Linked DNA regions of Homo sapiens: region 2 is linked to region 1. A link is an interaction called in ENCODE POLR2A ChIA-PET data of the cell type or tissue named here. Cell type or tissue: HepG2. All regions are shown on one strand. Links, peaks and the distances in the headings refer to the core of each region. The heading gives the core; the rest is flanking DNA.

Region 1 (4,380 bases), core at 198-4,197:
CGGGACCTGGTGGTTGGTTGGTTTGTTTTTTGAGATGGAGTTTCGCTCTTGTTGCCCAGGCTGGAGTACAATGGCACAATCTCAGCTCACCGCATCCTGGGTTCAAGTGATTCCTGCCTCAGCCTCCCGAGTAGCTGGATTACAGGCACGTGCCACCACGCCCCGCTAATTTTGGAGTTTTAGTAGAGACGGGGTTTCTCCATGTTGGTCAGGCTGGTCTTGAACTCCCGACCTCAGATGATCTGCCCGCCTCGGCCTCCCAAAGTGCTGGGATTACAGGCGTGAGCCACCGTGATCAGCTGTTTGTTTGTTTTTGAGATGGAGTCTCACTCTGTTGCCCAGGCTGGAGTGCAGTGATGTGATGTTGGCTGACTGCAGCCTCTGCCACCCGGATTCAAGTGATTCTCCTGCCTCTGCCTCCTGAGTAGCTGGGATTACAGGTGCGCATCACCACGCCTGGCTAATTTTTGTATATTTAGTAGAGACAGGTTTCACCATATTGGCCAGACTGGTCTTGAAATCCTGACATCAGGTGATCCTCCCGCCTCCACCTCCCAGAGTGCAGGGATTACAGGTGTGAGCCACTGCGCCTGGCCCTGGACTTGGGCTTTTGCTCTGAGTGAGGTGGGAATCCTGGAGAGCCGTGGGAAGAGGAGGGATGGGACCTGGTGGCGGTTATTAAAGGATCCCTCTCTCTGCCACGCAGAGAACAGGTCCCAAAGAGGCTACTGAAATAAGGCTATGACATTAAGGTCCCCCTTTGGCAGGTGCGAAACACAGTCTCTTCATCATCGTCATCCACTAGGCAGCCTGCTCCCTTGAATGAATGCAATTGATTTGGGCCTTGGGTGTTCCCATCTGTAAAATAGACTTGGAACCCCAGGCTCCTTACCTTGGCAGGTAAGGGTGATAGCCTTCAGTGATCAAGATTAATAATCTTTAAAGCAGTGTTTTAATATTTTTATTAAAAAAAAATTTTTTTTTTGAGGTGGAGTCTCACTGTGTGGCCCAGGCTGGAGTGCAGTGGTGCCATCTCGGCTCACTGCAAGCTCCACCTCCCGGGTTTATGCCATTCTCCTGCCTCAGCCTCCCGAGTAGCTGGGGCTACAGGCGCCCACCACCACGCCCGGCTAATTTTTTGTATTTTTAGTAGAGACGGAGTTTCACTGTGTTAGCCAGGATGGTCTCGATCTCCTGACCTCGTGATCTGCCTGCCTCGGCCTCCCAAAGTCCTGGGATTACAGGCGCGAGCCACCACACCCGGCCTAAAAAAATTTTTTCAGACACAGTCCTCTGTTGCATAGGCTAGAGTGCAGTGGTGCAATCATAGCTCACTGCAGCCTCCCACTCCTGGGCTCAAGTGATCCTCCGACCTCAGCATCCTGAGTAGCTGGGACTACAGGAGTGCACCACCATGCCCAGCTAATTTTAACATTTTTTGTAAGCCGGGAGCAGTGGCTCATGCCTGTAGTCCCAGCACTTTGGGAAGCCGAGGCCAGTGGATCACAAGCTCAGGAGTTCGAGACCAGCCTGGCCAACATGGTGAAACCTCGTCACTACTACAAATACAAAAATTACCGGGGTGTTTTGGCGGGCGCCTCTAATTCCAGCTACTTGGAGGCTGAGGCAGGAGAATCGCTGGAAGCTGGGAGGTGGTGGTTGCAGTGAGCCAAGATCGCGCCACTGTACTCCAGCCTGGGTGACAGAGTGAGACTCTGTCTCAAAAAAAAAAAAAAAAAAAAGATGAGGCTAGAAAGGATTAGGATTTTGGATTTTTAAGATTACTACTACTTGGTGGCCGGGTGTGGTGGCTCACACCTGTAATCTCAGCGCTTTGGGAGGCCGAGGCAGGCGGATCACCTGAGGTGAGGAGCTTGAGACCAGCCTGACCAACATGGAGAAACTCCGTCTCTACTAAAAATACAAAATTAGCCTGGCATGGTGGCTCACGCCTGTAATCCTAGCCACTTGGGAGGCTGAGGCAGGAGAATTGCTTGAACCTGGGAGGTGGAGGTTGCGGTGAGCCAAGATTGTGCCACTGCACTCCAGCCTGGGCGACAAGAGCGAAACTCTGTCTCAAAAAAAAAAGAAACAAAGAAACAGAGATTAATACTACTTAGTAACAGCCAAGCCTTCAACCAACCGCAACACCCTTGTTTTTCCTGCAGGGCCCTGAGAGACTGCGTTCCTAGACTGCCCCTGAAGCCAGTCCTGCCGCTAGCACCCCTGCCACCCCACCCCCACTGCCGTGGGGACCAGACACCCCCTCTCCTGGGAGGCCACCTGCCAGTGTTTATTTAGGCAGGCGCCTTCCGGTATCAGTGTGCCCGCCCAGTGACCAAACAGCCCCATTTTCGAAGCCCCCACACTGTCAGGGGAAGCAGAACTGGACACAGATACCTTGAGCACGGTGAGGTGAGGGCTGGGCCACCCACAGGGACCTAGGCCTGTGAAGGAGAGAGTCATTGTGAAATCATCGTTTTTAGAAAATAGGTTTTTTTTCTGCATAGAAGGCAGCCCAGAATGGTGGCCCACACTATAAATAATCAACCAAGCCACACAGGTCTGTATGTTTTTGCTCCGCACCAGGGGCTGCCTTAAGCACTTTAACCTTTAGGTACAGTTGTCACACCCATTTTAGAGATGGGGGGAAAACAGGCCGGCAGGGTGGCTCAGGCCTGTCATCCCAGCACTTTAGGAGGCCGAGGCAAGCAGATCACTTGAGGATCAGGAGTTTGATACTAGCCTGGCCAACATGGCGAAACCCCGTCTCTACTAAAAATACAAAAATTAAGGCGTGGTGGTGGGCGCCTGTAATCCCAGCTACTCTGGAGGCTGAGGCAGGAGAAGCGCTTGAACCCGGAAGGCGGAGGTTTCAGTGAGCCGAGATCGTGCCACTGCACTCCAGCCTGGGCGACAGAATGAGACTCTGTCTCCAAAAATAAAAAATAAAAAAAAAGAAAACGAAAAAAAATGGGGAAAGTGAGTCACAGAGAAGTGAAGTGACTTGGCCAAGTGGGTAGGGGGCAGAACCACGATGTTATCCCAGGCCTTTGATCTTGACCTTGGGCCTTTGAGCACTCTGCAGTGTGGCTTCTGGCCGGGACACGATGGCAGCACGTGCTGCTGGGCTGAGGAGCTGGGATTTTACCTGGAGGGCACTAGGGAGCCACAGGAGGTTTTAGAGCAAGATTCTTCAGTTAGCGCCATCGCATTCCACCCTGGGCGACAGAGGGAGACTCCATCTCAAAAAATAAAAGTAGATTGCATCAAAATAGTGTTTATCCTGATGACTTAGGTATTTGGCATCCCCTTAGCTTTTTTATTTTTTTTTGAGACAGGGTTCTTACTCTGTCACCCACGCTGGAGCGCAGTGGTGTGACTTCGGCTCACTGAAGCCTCGACCTCCCAGGCTCAAGCAATCTGCCCACCTCAGCTTCTCGAGTATCCGGGATGAAAAGCGTGTGCCACCACGCCCGGCTAATTTTTGTTTTTCATAGAGATGGGGTTTCACCATGTTACCCAGACTGGTCTTGAACTTCTGGGCTCCAGCAGTCTGCCCTCCTGGGCCTCCCAAAGTGCTGGGATTACAGGTGTGAGCCACCACGCCTGGCCCCTCTTAAGTTTGACACCTGAAAAAAGGACCTCACTCTCGGCCGGGCGGGCTCACACCTGTAATCCCAGCACTTTGGGAGGCCGAGGCGGGCAGATCATCTGAGGTCGGGAGTTCGCGACCAGCCTGACCAACATGGATAAACCCCGTCTCTACTAAAACTACAAAATTAGCCGGGCGTGGTGGTGGGTGCCTGTAATACCAGCTGCTCAGGAGGCTGAGGCAGGAGAATCGCTTGAACCCAGGAGGCAGAGGTTGCGGTGAGCCGAGATCACACCATTGCACTCCAGCCTGGGCGACAAGAATGAAACTCCATCTCAAAAAAAGAAGAAAAAAAAAAAGGACCTCACTCTCAAGTACACTCATCCTGGTCCTAGCCCTGCCTCAGTCAAATAGCAAAGTCTGCTTTTTGGACATTCTGGCCCAGATCATTCATTCTCTTGGGGGGCAAGGGGCGTCCTGGGCACTGCAGGGTGCTGAGCGGTGTCCCTGGCCTCTACTCACTCCATGCCAGGGGCACCCCCGAGATGTTCCGCCCACAGGTGTCCCCAGACATCACCCAGTGTCCCGTGGGGGGCACAATGACACGAGAATGAGCACCCCTGGCTTAGAGCATGGAAGAAACAGGGCAGCTGGTGGTAGAAGATTCTCCCCGGTAGTGTGATGGGAGGATTAGGCGAGAGATGGGCAGCCTGGGCTGGGCCCATGGCAAAGAGCTTTTTTGGGGAGCATAACAAGAACAGAATGCAGATGGCGGGAGGGTGAGG
Region 2 (4,380 bases), core at 165-4,164, 51 kb before region 1:
CTGCAATCCTCCTTGAGCCCCCACAGAGAGGGAGGTGTCACCCAGAGCTGTCCCTCCCCAAGGAGAGCTCTGAGGAAAGCAGCAGCTGGACCTCCATCTAGGGGCAGGCTCTGTTATCTCGGCTTCATGTCATCGCCTCCCCTGCCTCCCCTGCCTCCCAAGAAACTTCGCATCCTTGTCTTGCGTCTGTCTCGGCTTCCCATGACACCATCGCACAAACAGTGACAGCCACGCAACACCGGCACCCGCGAGAGAGTGGATGGGACGACTGTGGGGTCAGGGAGGACCCCTGAGGGCTTCTCCAATACAACGGAGCTGACCCATCCCCTTGTAAGGTTTTTCCCGCAGTGGGAGGTGGGCACTTAAGATGGAATGGGAGCCCCAACCTCTGGCGGTTGCCATGGTAACCTGCCAGGAAGGGAGGCCTTGAAACCGGGAGGGGAGGCCTAGAAACCGACATACTCTTCCCTGGTAAGTGTAGGGGAGGGGTCTGGAGAAGATTTGGGGTGAGGGGAGCTGCAAAAGGAGCTGAATTTCTAATGCCCTGGGGGTGCTTTTAGATGGCTCACATGCCTGGCATTAAACTCCAGGAGGTCCAACTGAAAACTTGTTCCTATATTAATTATCTTTCCTTCCGGGGACAACATCTCAGCTTGGGGCCGGTGTGTCTCTAAGCGCCTCTGGAAGGGCTCAACACATGCAGGCCTGAGTCCAGCCTAGCTGGCTGGGCTTTCACTATGTTTATTTCCATGGGATTTCCTATTGATTGCAAGAGAGAGACCTGCTTTCCATGTAAGGTAGTGAATTGCCTTTTAAAATTTATCTACAAAGCTTCTTTACAAAGTTGCCTTTTAATATTTACTGAGGTTCAACAAAGTCAGTCCAAGCAGGAGGTTTAAAAAAAAAAGCACAGGGAAAGGGTGGACAATGCCAGCCCGGCTGGCTGATTTCTCATCACTGCCCTCTGCATCATGGGGTAGCGTCTGCTTCGGGGCCCCCGGGATGAATAAAGTGAGTTTCAAGGCCCTCCCCTCCTCCTTACCAGGATGAGCTCCTTGGCTCTAGGCAGCGGTGAGCCAAGGCTAGAGGCCAAGGAGGCTGGACTGTCCACCAGGTCCCGACGGGCAGGAATGCAGATGGGTACCTTTCCGCAGGGGGTGGTAGCCGGGCTGGGGGGCTCTGAGGGTTGGTCCTGGGTTTGAGGAGGTGACGTTGAGCAGAGTTGAAATGAGAGGGAAAGAAGAGTCCCTTCTCTATCCTCCTCCCGACTCCCACCCCAATCTCTAGAATGGGTACCCATGACCCACCATGGGAAGATTATGAAATCTTCTGCTGCCTCAGTTTACTCATCTGTAAAATGTATTTTTTTTTTTTTTGAGTCTCGCTCCGTTACCCAGGCTGGAGTAATGGCCCACTGCAACCTCCGCCTCCTGGGTTCAAGCGAGCACATCCAGCTAATTTTTTTGTATTTTTAGTAGAGACAAGGTTTCACCATGTTGGTCAGGCTGGTCTCAAACTCCTGACCTCAAGTGATCCATTCGCCTCAGCCTCCCAAAGTGCTGGGATCACAGGTGTGAGCCACCACGCCCGGCCTGTAAAATGGGTTTAATGATAGGCTCTACTCCATAAGCACCCATAGCGAGGACTATATAAAGGCTTGGTTTTATTTTCCCATTGAACAGATGGGGAAAAGTGAGGCCAGGGAAGGGGGTGTCACTGCCCACAAATCACTCAGTGAACCTGGGCTTGAAGTCACTCCCTGTGCAGTGGAGAGGAGGTCGGCCAGAGGTGTCCCGGAGTCCCTGACGCTTCCTGACCCCATCCCAGCTGTCCCACAGAGCGGGGAACCAGGATCCCCACTACCTCTGGGTCCTCCCAGTCCAGAAAACCCACCCCTTGCTCTGTGCCCAGAGTCGGGGAAGAGGCTGGACCCCTGGACTCACCTCGTCCACCACCAGATTGTAATCACTCTTGTCTTCGTCGCTTTCCTGGGGGAAGATGGGGGAGAGAGCTCATTGTGGTCATGCCCCTGCCTCCACACCCCCTATCCGCTCCTCAGGAGTTGGAGGCATGAGCCCAGCCAGCCCTGGGGCATGACTGGGATTCTCAGACCACTGCACCCGTTTGCTCATAGCAGAAGGGAAGGCTGCACGTGCCCGCATCCGGGAAGGATGTGGGGAGGCAGGGCAGGTGGGCACCTTGTGGAGAGGACTTTGAAGGATGTGGACTACATGAGTGCCCTGTGTGACTCCCGGCCCTCTCAGGCCTCAGTTTACCCCTCTGCATGGTGAGGGGAGAGCCAGAGACCAGCAATCATCCTTACCGCCTTCATAAAGACTCCGCCTTAATAAATAAATAAATAAAATTCATTGCCAAAGAAAATAAGACTCCACCTTAATAAATAAATAAATAAATAAATAAAATTCATTGCCAAAAAAAAAAAAAAAAAGCTATTAGGTAAAAAGGAAGATTTAAGGCTTCTCTGAGAAACAGCAATATTGGCCCACCCTGAGCCTGCCAGTCTCCGGGGATCAAGTTGCAGCTGCCCCTGTAGGTGGGAGAAGGGGCTCCCCAGCTGGCCACAGCCCCATTCCCCACATTCGGCCTGGCCCCTGGGATGCTAGAGTTGGAAACTACAAGTGTGCAGCCGTCTGGCAATGAGAGGAGGTCCCAGCCTCTAGGAGGTGGTCAGGGAAGGCTTCTTGTAGGAGGTGGCACTTTGTTTCTTGATAGAAAAATGGGTTTCTAAAACATGTGTGTTCTAGGGAAAGAAAACAGCTGGAGCAAAAGCTAGAGGGTGGGAAAATGGCTGTACGGCCAAGAGGCCGCAGAGACTTCAAGCAACTGGAGTTAAGCCTTGCATTACAGGATCTCCTCTGATTGGTCAGTACTCTGAGTAGTAGGGAGCTATGGGAGGCTCCGGAGTGAGAGAATTATGGCCAGAGCTGGGCTCTGGAAGGCTCTGAGGGGCCAGGCTGGTCTGGGCCATGCACGCCCATCCCAGTCCTGCACCTGCCCCCACTCACATAAGGTCCTGATGGCTCCTTCTCATCTGCTCTCTGCTTCCCGCCACCACCAGGGCCACTCGGTCGCTCCTCCTCCACGAGACTCTCAGGGGGCGAGGGAGATGCACTCTGCGGAGAGACAAAGGCCGGGGGGAGAAAGGGTCAGGGCCCTGGGCTCCTAGATTGCATTGTGATCCAGCCGAGACTGAGGGTCCCCCACCATTATTAGGGTCCGGACCTCAAGCTTCCCATCTGGGAAATGGGAGCTTCCAACGGCTGACTCAGTGCTAAGGTTTTGTTCTCTCTTCTGTTTTGTTTTGTTTTTGACGGAGTCTTGCTCTGCTGCCCAGGCTGGAGTGCAGTGGAGCCATCTCGGCCCACTGAGACCCCCGCCTCCCGGGTTCAAGCGATCCTCCTGCCTCAGCCTCCCCAGTAGCTGGGATTACAGGCGCCACCACCACGCCCAGCTAATTTTTGTATTTTTAATAGAGACAGGGTTTCGCCATGTTGGCCAGGCCTATCTCGAACTCCTGACCTCAGGTGATCCACCTGCCTCGGCCTCCCAAAGTGCTGGGATTACAGGCATGAGCCACCGCAACCAGCGCCTTACTTCTTCTGCAACCTCTCTGACATCTATAATTATTTCAAAATTAAACCATTTTGGCCGGGCGCAGTGGCTCACGCCTATAATCCCAGCACTTTGGGAGGCCGAGGCGGGCGGATCACAAGGTCAGGAGATTGAGACCATCCTGGCTAACACGGTGAAACCCCGTCTCTACTAAAAATACAAAAAAAAAAAAAAAAAAAAATTAGCCGGGCATGGTGGCGGGCACTTGTAGTCCCAGCTACTTGGGAGACTGAGGCAGGAGAATCACTTGAACCCAGGAGGCGGAGCTTACAGTGAGCCGAGATTGCACCACTGCGCTCCAGCCTGGGCGACAGGGCAAGACTCAGTCTCAAAAAAAAAAAAAAAAAATTAAACCATTTTTTGAAAAACTTACTGACACAGCTCACATGACATTTCTGTTGGGGAGCACCCACAGATATTGCTGAACGGCTGATGGCTAGGCGAACGGAAGTGAGGATGGGAAGAAGGGTCCAAGGTCATGCATTCATTTATTTAATTACCCGAAAAAAGCTGGAGGTTGAAATTTTTTTTTCTTTTGAGATGGAGTCTCGCTCTGTCGCCCAAGCTGGAGTGCAGTGGCGCAATCTCGGCTCACTGCAACCTCCGCCTCCCGGGTTCACGCCATTCTTCTGCCTCAGCCTCCAGAGTAGCTGGGATTACAGGCGCCCACCACCACACCCAGCTAATTTTGTATTTTTAGTAGAGATATGGTTTCGCCATGTTGGCCAAGCTGGTCTCGAACTCCTG

Evidence for each region. ChIA-PET counts read pairs that join two places held together with the same protein. Peaks named below come from ENCODE experiments on the same cell type or tissue, not always from the same donor. Only the 100,000 strongest peaks of a DNase experiment are listed, where the experiment ranks them.
Region 2: POLR2A ChIA-PET joins it to region 1 with 5 read pairs; 10 of 35 experiments call an interaction of 5 or more read pairs at or near these places.

What each region holds. Positions count from the first base shown.
Region 1 is chr19:3,063,582-3,067,961 of GRCh38, forward strand. It overlaps LOC105372242 (a long non-coding RNA gene), which reads right to left. Exons shown (of 4, transcript XR_001754027.2): 3 at 3,152-3,245; 4 at 2,365-2,447. Among named protein-coding and RNA genes, the nearest start is that of TLE5, 3.3 kb to the left of the region's middle. RefSeq lists silencers at 2,190-2,379, 3,288-3,496. In HepG2, for the core only: no CTCF peak of the experiment used is centred there; DNase peaks (open chromatin) are centred at 2,320 and 3,080.
Region 2 is chr19:3,012,627-3,017,006 of GRCh38, forward strand. TLE2 (TLE family member 2, transcriptional corepressor) reads right to left here. Exons shown (of 20, transcript NM_003260.5): 9 at 3,027-3,134; 10 at 1,944-1,988; 11 at 1,043-1,192. Among named protein-coding and RNA genes, the nearest start is that of TLE2, 14 kb to the right of the region's middle. In HepG2, for the core only: no CTCF peak of the experiment used is centred there; no DNase peak of the experiment used is centred there; H3K27me3 peaks cover 320 bases.